3 separate regions of the Mus musculus genome follow, and all the other regions are linked to region 2. The links are chromatin contacts, found by Hi-C or POLR2A ChIA-PET in ENCODE. All regions are on one chromosome and are shown on one strand. The core of a region is the stretch at or near the end of the contact, and the rest is flanking DNA. Distances in the headings are between cores, read along the strand shown. Region 1 holds the start of Eif3f (eukaryotic translation initiation factor 3, subunit F). Region 2 holds the start of Rpl27a (ribosomal protein L27A). Region 3 holds the start of Zfp143 (zinc finger protein 143).

Region 1 (3,511 bases), core at 829-3,328, 580 kb before region 2:
TCAGGGAGGCAGAGCCAAGTGGATCTCTAAGTTCCAGGACAGTCAGGGCCACACAGAGAAACCTTGTTTTGAAAAGAGAAAGTAAAAAGAGCTTCCTACACTACTAACTCTGCGAAGCATCATGAGTTACCTCTGGCCTTCTGAATAAAACTAAAACATTGGTTCATGAGGTTTGAGCCTGCTGGCTTTCAATATCAAACCAATACCTCCAGCTTGCTGCCTGAAGATCATAAAACACTCATTTCCTTTATAAAAACAAACGTATTTTGAAGATTTTATTTTCTTAATTGTGTATGCATGTGTCTGTGACTGGGTATGTATGTACATGTGAGTGCAATGCCTGTGGAGGCCAGAAGAGGACATAGGTTTCTCTGGAACTAGAGTTGTGTGTAGCTGTGAGCCACCAACCAACCCTTCCCCTTGCTGGAACCTCAATGCAGATTTTCTGCAACAACAGAGAATCTCTGTGTGTCTCTCTGTCTCTCTCTCTCTCTGTGTCTCTGTGTGTGTGTGTGTGTGTGTGTGTGTGTGTGTGTGTGTGTGTGTTTCTCTCTCACTGAACTATCTTTCTACTGCCCAAATTTTTTTATAGCATAGGAGTCTTTTTAAAAAGATTTATCTGCCGGGCATGGTGGCGCACGCCTTTAATCCCAGCACTCGGGAGGCAGAGGCAGGCGGATTTCTGAGTTCGAGGCCAGCCTGGTCTACAAAGTGAGTTCCAGGACAGCCAGGGCTATACAGAGAAACCCTGTCTCAAAAAACCAAAAAATAAAAATAAAAAATGAAAATATTTATTTATCTATTACACACACACACACACTGTCCCTATCTTCAGACACACCAGAAGGAGGCATCAGATCCTATTACAAATGATTGTAAGCCACTGTGTAGTTGCTGGGAATTGAACTTAGGACCTTTGGAAGAGGTTATTGCAGAGAATCTGCGTTGAGGTTCTAGCAAGGGGAAGGGGTTGGTTGGTGGCTTACAGCTACTCACAACTCTAGTTGTGTTCCTAACCGCTGAGCCATCTCTCCAGTACCAGCATAGGAGTCTTCATAATTAGCTCCTGGCCCTGCTTAGAGATCTATCCTTTCTTTTGATAATGCCATTTAACCACCAAATTCTTTCTTTAAATGTACTAGTCTTGCTCTCATTCACCTTAAGCCCTCTACATGAACTGTTCACTCCACCAGAAGAGCTCTCCCTACAAAACCCCAAATAATAGTTGGCTGCCTGAATTCTTCAAGTTTCCACTCCAACTTGATACCCTCATTGTATCCTACTCTAACCCTTCATAATCTTTCATGCTCTCATAACCTCCACTGATCATTTCTTTCTCATAGCACAGTCAAATAGTAATAATAATTTACTGTGTATCGAAGCACTTTCTAACCTAATGTAGGATTTAGTCCTTTTCTCTCCCCCAAAGAGAATGCAACCCTTTGCTATTTAGTTCACTTATATACCCTAGCATATAAGAGAGAGTCTGGTGCATATTAAGCATTTAAATTGTTGAATGAATATGCCTCCCTAATGATGCCTTATGAAGCCATCACAAATAAAGCACTATTGGTCAGGCATGATGATTCCTGCCTATAGTCCTAGCATTCGGGAAGCAGAGGCAGGAAAGTTGAGGTAAGTTCCAGGCCAACCTAACCTATATGGCTAGGCGTGGAATGCAAAGTAGATCCTGAGTCCAAATTTTAATTCATTGATTAATAAGTTAAATGGATGTAACAGTGAATCCCCTGTAAGACTGATATTTAATATCCATTTAAGTCTTAAACAATTGCGACCTTTACACTACTCTGTGCCGCCACCTGGTGGCAACTGTGTAGATTGCTAGTTGCTTCCTCCCCATTCCCACCCCAGGAAGTCCTAAAGTTACTAGGAACTACTCTGGACTCCTACACACTGAGTGCGCATCGGACAGAAATTAAAGCGCACACCGCGCACTAAAACTTACAACTAGCCGGAAATTTCATGTCCAATAGTCATCAAGATATGATTCACGTGGTATAAATTTAGCCAATCAAATTTCTAATTCCTCCAACTCACGCTCTTCTGTTCTAGGCTCTCTCTCTTTCTCGGCAAGATGGCTTCTCCGGCCGTACCGGCTAATGTCCCTCCTGCCACTGCAGCCGCAGCCCCGGCGCCGGTCGTCACCGCAGCCCCGGCTTCAGCCCCGACCCCATCCACGCCAGCTCCGACACCGGCTGCGACTCCCGCTGCGTCCCCGGCGCCCGTCTCGTCTGATCCTGCTGTAGCTGCGCCTGCAGCCCCGGGCCAGACCCCAGCCTCCGCGCCAGCCCCAGCGCAGACGCCGGCGCCTTCGCAGCCCGGGCCCGCCCTCCCGGGGCCTTTCCCGGGCGGCCGCGTGGTCAGGCTACACCCCGTCATTTTGGCCTCGATCGTGGACAGCTACGAACGCCGCAACGAGGGAGCTGCCCGAGTTATTGGAACCCTGTTGGGTGAGTTCTGGGGAAATTAATGTTTTCTTCCTGTGCATCTTACTATTCCTCTCGTTCCATCGCCCCTGAACTCTTAGCCTGTTTCTCTTTTTGCACCTTCCTACTGTGGCTTGCCTTCCCGAGTGATCTGAATTCAGCCGAATTGCCGTTAAGCCACAGAAATGTGCAAGGAGTAGGTATAAGCTATTGCGTAGTTTGTGATACTTGATCTACATGTTATTTTATACTCCCAACAACGTGGTACTGAGAGGGCATGCTGCCAAAAATGAAAGCTCAAATGACAGCAAGTTCAAAGCCCTTGACCCGTTAAACAGAGTACCCACATGCCCTCTCTTATGCAGTGACCTACCACCACCCCAGCACAAACAGAAAGTGCCCACCACCCATGTTAGGGAAGAGGATGTGTCAGAAGCTTCCTCCAACTCAAATAAACCAGGTATATTTGTAACATATTCTGGATATATAATATCTAGCTTTCCTAAACTTTTCAGACAGGCACGTGTCCCAAGGTTTTCCTACATACTGGTTCATAAACCCTAGATATGCTCAGCTCCAAGTTCTACCCCCACCCCCAACCCCCACCTCACTCCTCTGATTTTTCATTTGGACACAGACTGTTGTTGTATTATGTGTCCGTCGCTAACCTTCAAGATGAAGAGAAGCCAACTATCTGAAGAGGTTGGCATCCCAGGCTTACGGGAGGGTGGCAGGAAGTGAAGCCCTCAGTGGTTTGGTCACCTGCCTGTGGGGCAGGACTCACAGGGAGCTGAGAAGACTCCTCCAGGCTGGTCTCTGCAGAGGCCCATGACCAGCACTCATTCCAGAGCCGAGGCAGGGGAAACTAGAGAACATGCCTGCTTTGTGGAAAGTAGTAGACCTGAGTTGGGCCTGGACAGCAGATTGAGGGCTGAAGCAGAGCACCTGCAAAGGGGAGGCAGAGAGAGGCAGAGAGTGGACGCAAGGAAATAGAGCTCGCAGGTCAAGGCGTGACAGAACTGCAGCATGAGAGGGGTTTGGGTGAGTTCTAGAGCTGCCGTTGT
Region 2 (3,234 bases), core at 280-2,779:
GTAGTAGAATACTAAGGTAGTTCCTCTATTCTTTAGAGTTCAGAAAGAGTTGGTCATGAGGGTACATGCTTAAAATCTCAGAACATGGGAAGCTAAGACTGGAGGATCAAAAGGTTAAGGTTAGGGAAATCAAGAGTGGTACTGGGATACTAGCAGTGAAGGCATGGGTAGTTCTAATATTTGTCCTTATAACAGAAAATGGTAGTCCTCAGCCCTCAAAGAAAGCTCTCTTTGCAACAGGCAGAAAGAAACTGATATAGAAAGCTATAACCAATCAAAATGCAGAGGTGTGAAGTCCAGTCCCACTGGATAAATCTGTAAAACAACCCCTCCACCTAAGGCGAGGGAAAGACTGTAAGAGCCAGAGATCAGAGGCTTTACTGTGAAATTGTGTGTCCTAGGAGTGTAAGAAGCCACACCCATAGTATCACCAACAGGACTGCCTGAATAGGAGCTGAACAAGGACAGCCATAGATATGCTATTACAGCCCACACGAGAAAGTTCGAGACCATCATGCCTAGCCAATCGATTAGGAGTGTAACTCCAGCAGTCAGGAGGTACAAGGCCAGCCTTGGCTTCAGAGTAAGACCCTGTCTCAAAACAAATACAAGATCTTGAGGAAATGGTGTGGCTAAAGTCAAACTGCCCAGATTGTAATGGACTAAACACCGAGCAAGAAGCTAGCAGACAGACAGGATTTGCCCACTCTGCTTTCTGAGAGTTTTGACTAGAATATTCTTTAGTTTAACGGATCAAGTAAGAAACAATAAAACAGATTAAGGGGTTAGAATCTTGTGCACAAGTGTACCACTTTTGTTAGCAAGCAGGCTACACGCCAGGAACTCATGGATTTAAAAGGAAAACAAGCAAAATTGCCCAGTCCTGAACCCTTAGAGAATCTGGGCTCTATCGGGAAGAAAAATGTAACTTGGCAATTAGAAGTTACAAGTGTGATAGTTCGAGTAAACAAGTAACAAAACAGGTCCAAGAAGGTCGACACGGAAAATACTTGTATGAGGAGCACGCTGGGCTGGGAACCTCGGGTCCAGGGGAGTAAAAGCATACCAGCCAGAGTCTGGAGAAAATTCAAATGTGATGTTTATACAAAATAGTTACAGAATCTAGATCCCTGAAGCACAGAAGGCTGTTCAAATTTGGCAGGACATGAAGAGAGGACCAGAGCAAAAGAGAAGGGCAGTGTCCCTTTAAGGGACGTCAGAGGCCCTGCGGAAGTCTTGCCGATGCTCTGAGCCACCGCCATTGCTGCCCGGAGACAAAAACCAACCGCACCAGAAAAGAACAGTGCACTCCGACGATGACCGGCCGCAGCGGCGCTCGACTAGGGAGGAGCTACCGGGGCTTCCGGGGGCGGGCGCCACCGGTTCACCCCGCCCATCCACACGGAAAGGAAGAGGCGGGCGCCGGGAGCCGTGACGTCAGGAGCCCTTCCCGAAGCCGGCCTCCTGGCCGGAAATGAAGCATTGGTCCCGCCCCCGCGCCTGCTACCTCGCGAGACTTCGTGAGCTCCTCCCTTTTCCCTTTCTGCCACCGCCATGGTAGGTCTTCTCTTGGCCTCCGCTCCATCGCGGAGGGTCGGGGCTCTGCTTCCCAGCCTTTCAGCTGCTTGCTATGGTCCTAGTGGGTCTCCATGGCTGGGCGTAGCCTGCGGGGCGGGATGACCCACTCGGGTGTGGGGCGAGGAACGTGGGGCCGCGTGTTCCGACCAGAGCTGGGATCGCGTGGACGTGCGGGCCCGGGCGGCTGAGCACGCTCTGAGTCCCGGCCTCGGCTTAGCCGGTGCTCCAGAAGGCAAGTCCTCGTGTGCAGGCCTGATCCGGGCAGGCAGGCATTGCTGCCCTCTCCCCGGTCTCCCCATCCTCTAAGCAGGCCTAACCACTTTGCTGTTTTTCCCACGCAGCCATCCAGACTGAGGAAGACCCGGAAACTCCGGGGCCACGTGAGCCACGGCCACGGCCGCATCGGTAAGTGTGCGCCTCCTCGGCGTTTGGCCTTTGGAGTTTTGTTGGAAAGTAGACATCCGTGGGTGGAAGGAAACACTTGCAGTTCCCCTACTTTATGTTGGTAGCGGGGTGAGAGTTAAACACATGCCGCTGGGATGTGAAATGCCGTAAATGTTCCTTCTATCCCCGAGTCTTGATAAATCGGGCTTAGAAACGGATGGTAAACTGAGAGCAGGAATAAGGGCATGTGAGCAGCTATAAGTCACACAAGTTGCTTTGTGTGCCGACAGGTAAGCACCGCAAGCACCCAGGCGGCCGCGGGAATGCTGGAGGCATGCACCACCACAGGATCAACTTTGACAAATAGTGAGTGTTTTGGAAGTGGGGGCTGAAGGGGTGAGTTAGGACGGTGTCTCCCTGGAAACGGGCTTCTTACCATTTGGTATGGCTAGCTTTAGCAAGTAAACGCTGCACTTGAACTGAGGGGACCTGTCCGAGGCTAGAGTCACGCTCAGGTATTGCTTGTTGCCTTAGTGTGCTTAAGTCCTCGAAGAATAACTGCTGACCTTATTCACTGGCTGTGTGGACTTTCTGGCACAGTCAGTCACCAGGTTAGTGACATATGTCAAGTTAACCCATTCAAAGTTACGTTGCACCCTATTTAGGGAATCCTTTAAGGAGTGGGGGTGCTACTGAGTGACCTGACTTTTAGTTCAAAAATTGTATCTGGTGCCTGCTGTGTCAATGTTTACAGTAGTGAACACTTACACTCACTAGGAGACAACTACAAAGATAAGTTTTCTCAGTGAGGCTCTGAAGATGGTTGCCTTCCCTCCCCAGTCACCCAGGTTACTTTGGGAAAGTTGGTATGCGGCATTACCACTTGAAGAGGAACCAGAGCTTCTGCCCAACAGTCAACCTGGATAAACTGTGGACATTGGTCAGCGAGCAGACACGGGTCAATGCGGCAAAAAACAAGACTGGAGTTGCTCCCATCATTGATGTTGTTCGATCAGTGAGTGAACTGACTTGCCATTCGTTTTAAAAGATTTTATGTATATGAGAACACTCTTCAGAGAAAAACAACAGAAAAGGGCATCGGATCCCATTATGTATGGATGGTTGTGAGCTACCATGTGGTTGCTGGGAATTGAACACAGGCTCTCTGGAAGTCCAGTCAGTACTTAGAGCTGAGCCATCTCTCCAGCAGCCTGCCTTGTCACTCTTAATGGGACCTTTAATACACGGTCTTATTTGAAAGCCAAACCTATA
Region 3 (3,241 bases), core at 536-3,035, 540 kb after region 2:
AACAAGATGGTGGTGGCATTTGCACTAGGAATGTTTAACCATTGTTCATAACAATATTCATACTGGCCGGGCAGTGCTTGCGCACGCCTTTAATCCCAGCACTCAGGAGGCAGAGGTAGGCGGATTTCTGAGTTCAAGGCCAGCCTGGTCTACAGAGTGAGTTCCAGGACAGCCAGGGCTACAGAGAAACCCCATCTGGAAAAAAAAGCAAAAAATAATAATACTGTTCAGAACCAGAGATGGTGGCACATGCCTATCTATAATCCCATTACTGGCCATGTGGAGGTAGAAAGGTCCAAGAGTACCAAAACAAAGTAGTGGTGTCATGTACCTTTCTTGCCAGGGTTTGATAGGAGTTGTGGGTGGATTAGGTCAAGATCATGTCATCAATTGCCCTCTACATAGCAAATACAAGGCCAGACAGCCACACTCTCAAAAACCATAAAAGGATGTATATTCTAAGTCCTGAGATCCTTCAAATGACATTTGAGTACCGATTATGTAACTATGCCCTGGTTAGATTAATATTTTAAAATTGTGATTTATTGGGCCTTATGTGGCATAGGCTATACAGCCTACTCTTAGCACTTAGGGATATACTCTCCGGTTAAATTCATAGCCTACTGAACTATACTGCAAACTAAAGTCTCAGATGGGGTGAGGGCAAGAGAAGGTAATACTGTAGGTTCCGACTAGATTTAGTTACAAACTCAAGTTTCTCCCGGCTATTTTTCGACTTCATCAATGACATCACCTGAAATGCAAGTGACTGACGGCTAATGCTGGTCAACCTCCTCATCTTATTGGAATATACACCTGGTACTGCGGCTACTGCACTCTTATCTGAAATGCCTTGTATTGGAAATGGCTTAAGGGTTGGGCCGAGAGGATTAAAAAAAAAAAAAAACGTACCACATGCCACAACTAATGTCTCAATAGGTTAAAGAGCCCAACAGATGCTTTCTTCATCCTTCAGTTTCACAAAACAGGGAAAGCGCATGCAAAGGACCCGAGCGACCACAAGTCCACGGACACACTAAGAGCATTCGCTTTGCCTCCCAGCGGAAGCTCGGCTCCGCCGGGATCTCCGCAGAAGCAGAAAGCTCAACCTCCCATGGCATGGTCATGCCCGGAGATTGGGGAAGGGCAGGCAGGTTCCGAACCCAGTCTCCGGCATCAGCTGCGCTAGGCACAGAGACCCAAAGCGAAGGCCTCGGCCGACTCCGAGAGCCCCTAGGGAGCGCGTGGGAGGTTCGGGCCGCCCTCCTGCCTTCCTCTAACCTTCCAATGAAATAACACTCGGCAATAGAAAGGCAAGGCCCATCCGGCCTCCGATACACGCTCCGGCAGGGCCACCGGGAGCTCCATGGGTTCCACATTAGCCCTGTAGGGAAAATGGCGCCCATCACCCTATTTCCCTCCCGGGCAATCAAAAGGACGAACCTCCCTCCCTTGCTACAAAATGGCGCCTCCCGCTGGGGCCCCAGAATCGGCATAATTCACTCGTCCGTGGGGCGGAGTGGTCCGCGATGAGCAGTTTCGCCATCCAGTCAGGCACAGAAGCTTTGATTCCGTACCTGGCGCCAGCCACTCATGAGCGGGTAGGAAGGTCAGGCAACAATGACGCAGGTGAGGTGGGCGTAGTTAGTGGCGGTTTCCTGCCCGTCAGCTAAATCTAGACCAATCGAGAGCAAGAGTCTTCCAGTGAGTGACGTAAAGACAGCCCAATGGAGGGTAGGGGCGGGACTCAGAATTGCTATGCGGGTTGCGGGGCTTGGGGGCCGGGCGGCTGTTTCCTGTCCTGGTGCATGGTGGTCGGACGAAGGAATTGTTGGAAAATTTTCTCGGAGGTTCGTATATAAATGTGTTTTTACCCAGTGTGCATTATTCTCCGCCCGGCCGCCGCCCTCAGTGCGGCGGCGCGGGCCCACTCGGGCCCCGGCTCTCCCTCCAGCTGCTTATGCTGGTCCTCAGGCCTGGCCGATCCTACGGCCGCCTTCGTAGCGCAGCCCGGGCAGAATCGGAGTTTATTAATAACCCGAGGCCGCCACTCTAGGGCGGCGGAGCCTTTCCCTCTGAGGACGCCACCCCACCCCCCTTCACCCAGCGCCCCGCCTGTCCCCTTAGGGGGCCGCTGAGGGGAGGGAGAGCAGGAGGGGAGGGTGGAGCTCTCGGGAGCCGGGAGGCTCAGCTCGACCTGACCTTCGCGCGGAGCGAGTCCCTGGGCGCTCGCTCGGTGTGGAAGCCGGTCGGACTGGGCCTCCGGGCCTCGGTTCTCAGCAGGCCCCAGCAGGGGCGCGGGGCCCGCGGCTGGGGACACGCCTGCATATCGCCCCCGGGTTTCTTCCTATTCTGATCGTAGGCACATTTATTCGTTTTCACAATTTTTTTCTTCAAAAGTCTGTGAGGCCTAACATCGAATATTCAAAAATAGTCTCTTGGAATGTTTTATAATGGGACTTTCGTTCACTCATTTTTTACTTTCTCCCTTTCATTAAACGATGTTTCAATAAGTAGAAATGAATACCACTGCCCATCTGTTTGTTTAGAATCAAGTTCTGCCTTCCCTTTTGAAATATTCAAATCATCTGGCATATTCCGTTGGGAATGTGAGAAATTGCACGTTTCAGATTGTGTTCAGTTTGGTCCTAAATTTTACTAGGAAAGATGCGTTCAGCCCTATTCGGCAAAAACTTGTGTAACATTTTAACACTTTCTTCATTCTAAGTATATAGTAAATTCATTGTGAAATGTAAAGATCACAAAACAATAAGCATAAATCTTACCCTGACATTTTGAGTATTTGGAGATGAGTCAATCGACTCTACAAATACTCTTCCCCTTTGTTTATTTTGGTTTGTTTTATCTGGGCATGGTGTCTCTGTCTATAATTCCAGCAATCGGAGTCTGAGGCAAGAGGATTTCAAGACTACTCTTTATTACAGATTTACAGCTAGCTACACACTGAGTTCCTGATCTCAAGTATACTAATAACAGCTTTTTGATAGAATATACACACGTTCAAATTCACCTAAAATAGTCCAAACTAAGTCTGGTAGTTCAACTTTGAAATCTAAGCTATCAAGGCAAAAATAGGAGAAATTTCAAATTCAAGGCCTGCCTCCACTACAGATTGAGTTTATGGCCAACCTGAGTTACCTAGGAGTAAGGCCCTATCCTACGAGAAGAGCAGGTTGAGGATATAGCGAGTGGGGGAATGCTTACCTACCAGGTACAAGGC

Evidence for each region. A loop is a pair of places that touch in the nucleus more often than their neighbours do. ChIA-PET counts read pairs that join two places held with the same protein, here RNA polymerase II (POLR2A).
Region 1: a map of v-Abl transformed pro-B cells shows a loop between it and region 2 (5-fold over the local background). The contact joins the promoter of Eif3f here to the promoter of Rpl27a in region 2. A Hi-C loop is called at or near these places in 2 of 37 maps with a recorded cell type or tissue (both v-Abl transformed pro-B cells). POLR2A ChIA-PET finds 5 or more read pairs at or near these places in 1 of 5 experiments (embryonic stem cell).
Region 3: POLR2A ChIA-PET joins it to region 2 with 20 read pairs in embryonic stem cell. The contact joins the promoter of Zfp143 here to the promoter of Rpl27a in region 2. POLR2A ChIA-PET finds 5 or more read pairs at or near these places in 3 of 5 experiments (Patski and embryonic stem cell).

Annotation. Positions count from the first base shown.
Region 1 is chr7:108,932,337-108,935,847 of GRCm38, forward strand. Eif3f (eukaryotic translation initiation factor 3, subunit F) reads left to right here and starts at 2,079. Exons shown (of 8, transcript NM_025344.2): 1 at 2,079-2,471. The coding sequence starts at 2,096.
Region 2 is chr7:109,517,666-109,520,899 of GRCm38, forward strand. It overlaps Rpl27a (ribosomal protein L27A), which reads left to right and starts at 1,530. Exons shown (of 5, transcript NM_011975.3): 1 at 1,530-1,557; 2 at 1,920-1,983; 3 at 2,253-2,328; 4 at 2,803-2,977. The coding sequence starts at 1,555. Snora3 (small nucleolar RNA, H/ACA box 3) reads left to right here and starts at 2,467; the gene lies at 2,467-2,586.
Region 3 is chr7:110,059,926-110,063,166 of GRCm38, forward strand. Zfp143 (zinc finger protein 143) reads left to right here and starts at 1,786. Exons shown (of 16, transcript NM_001374618.1): 1 at 1,786-1,850.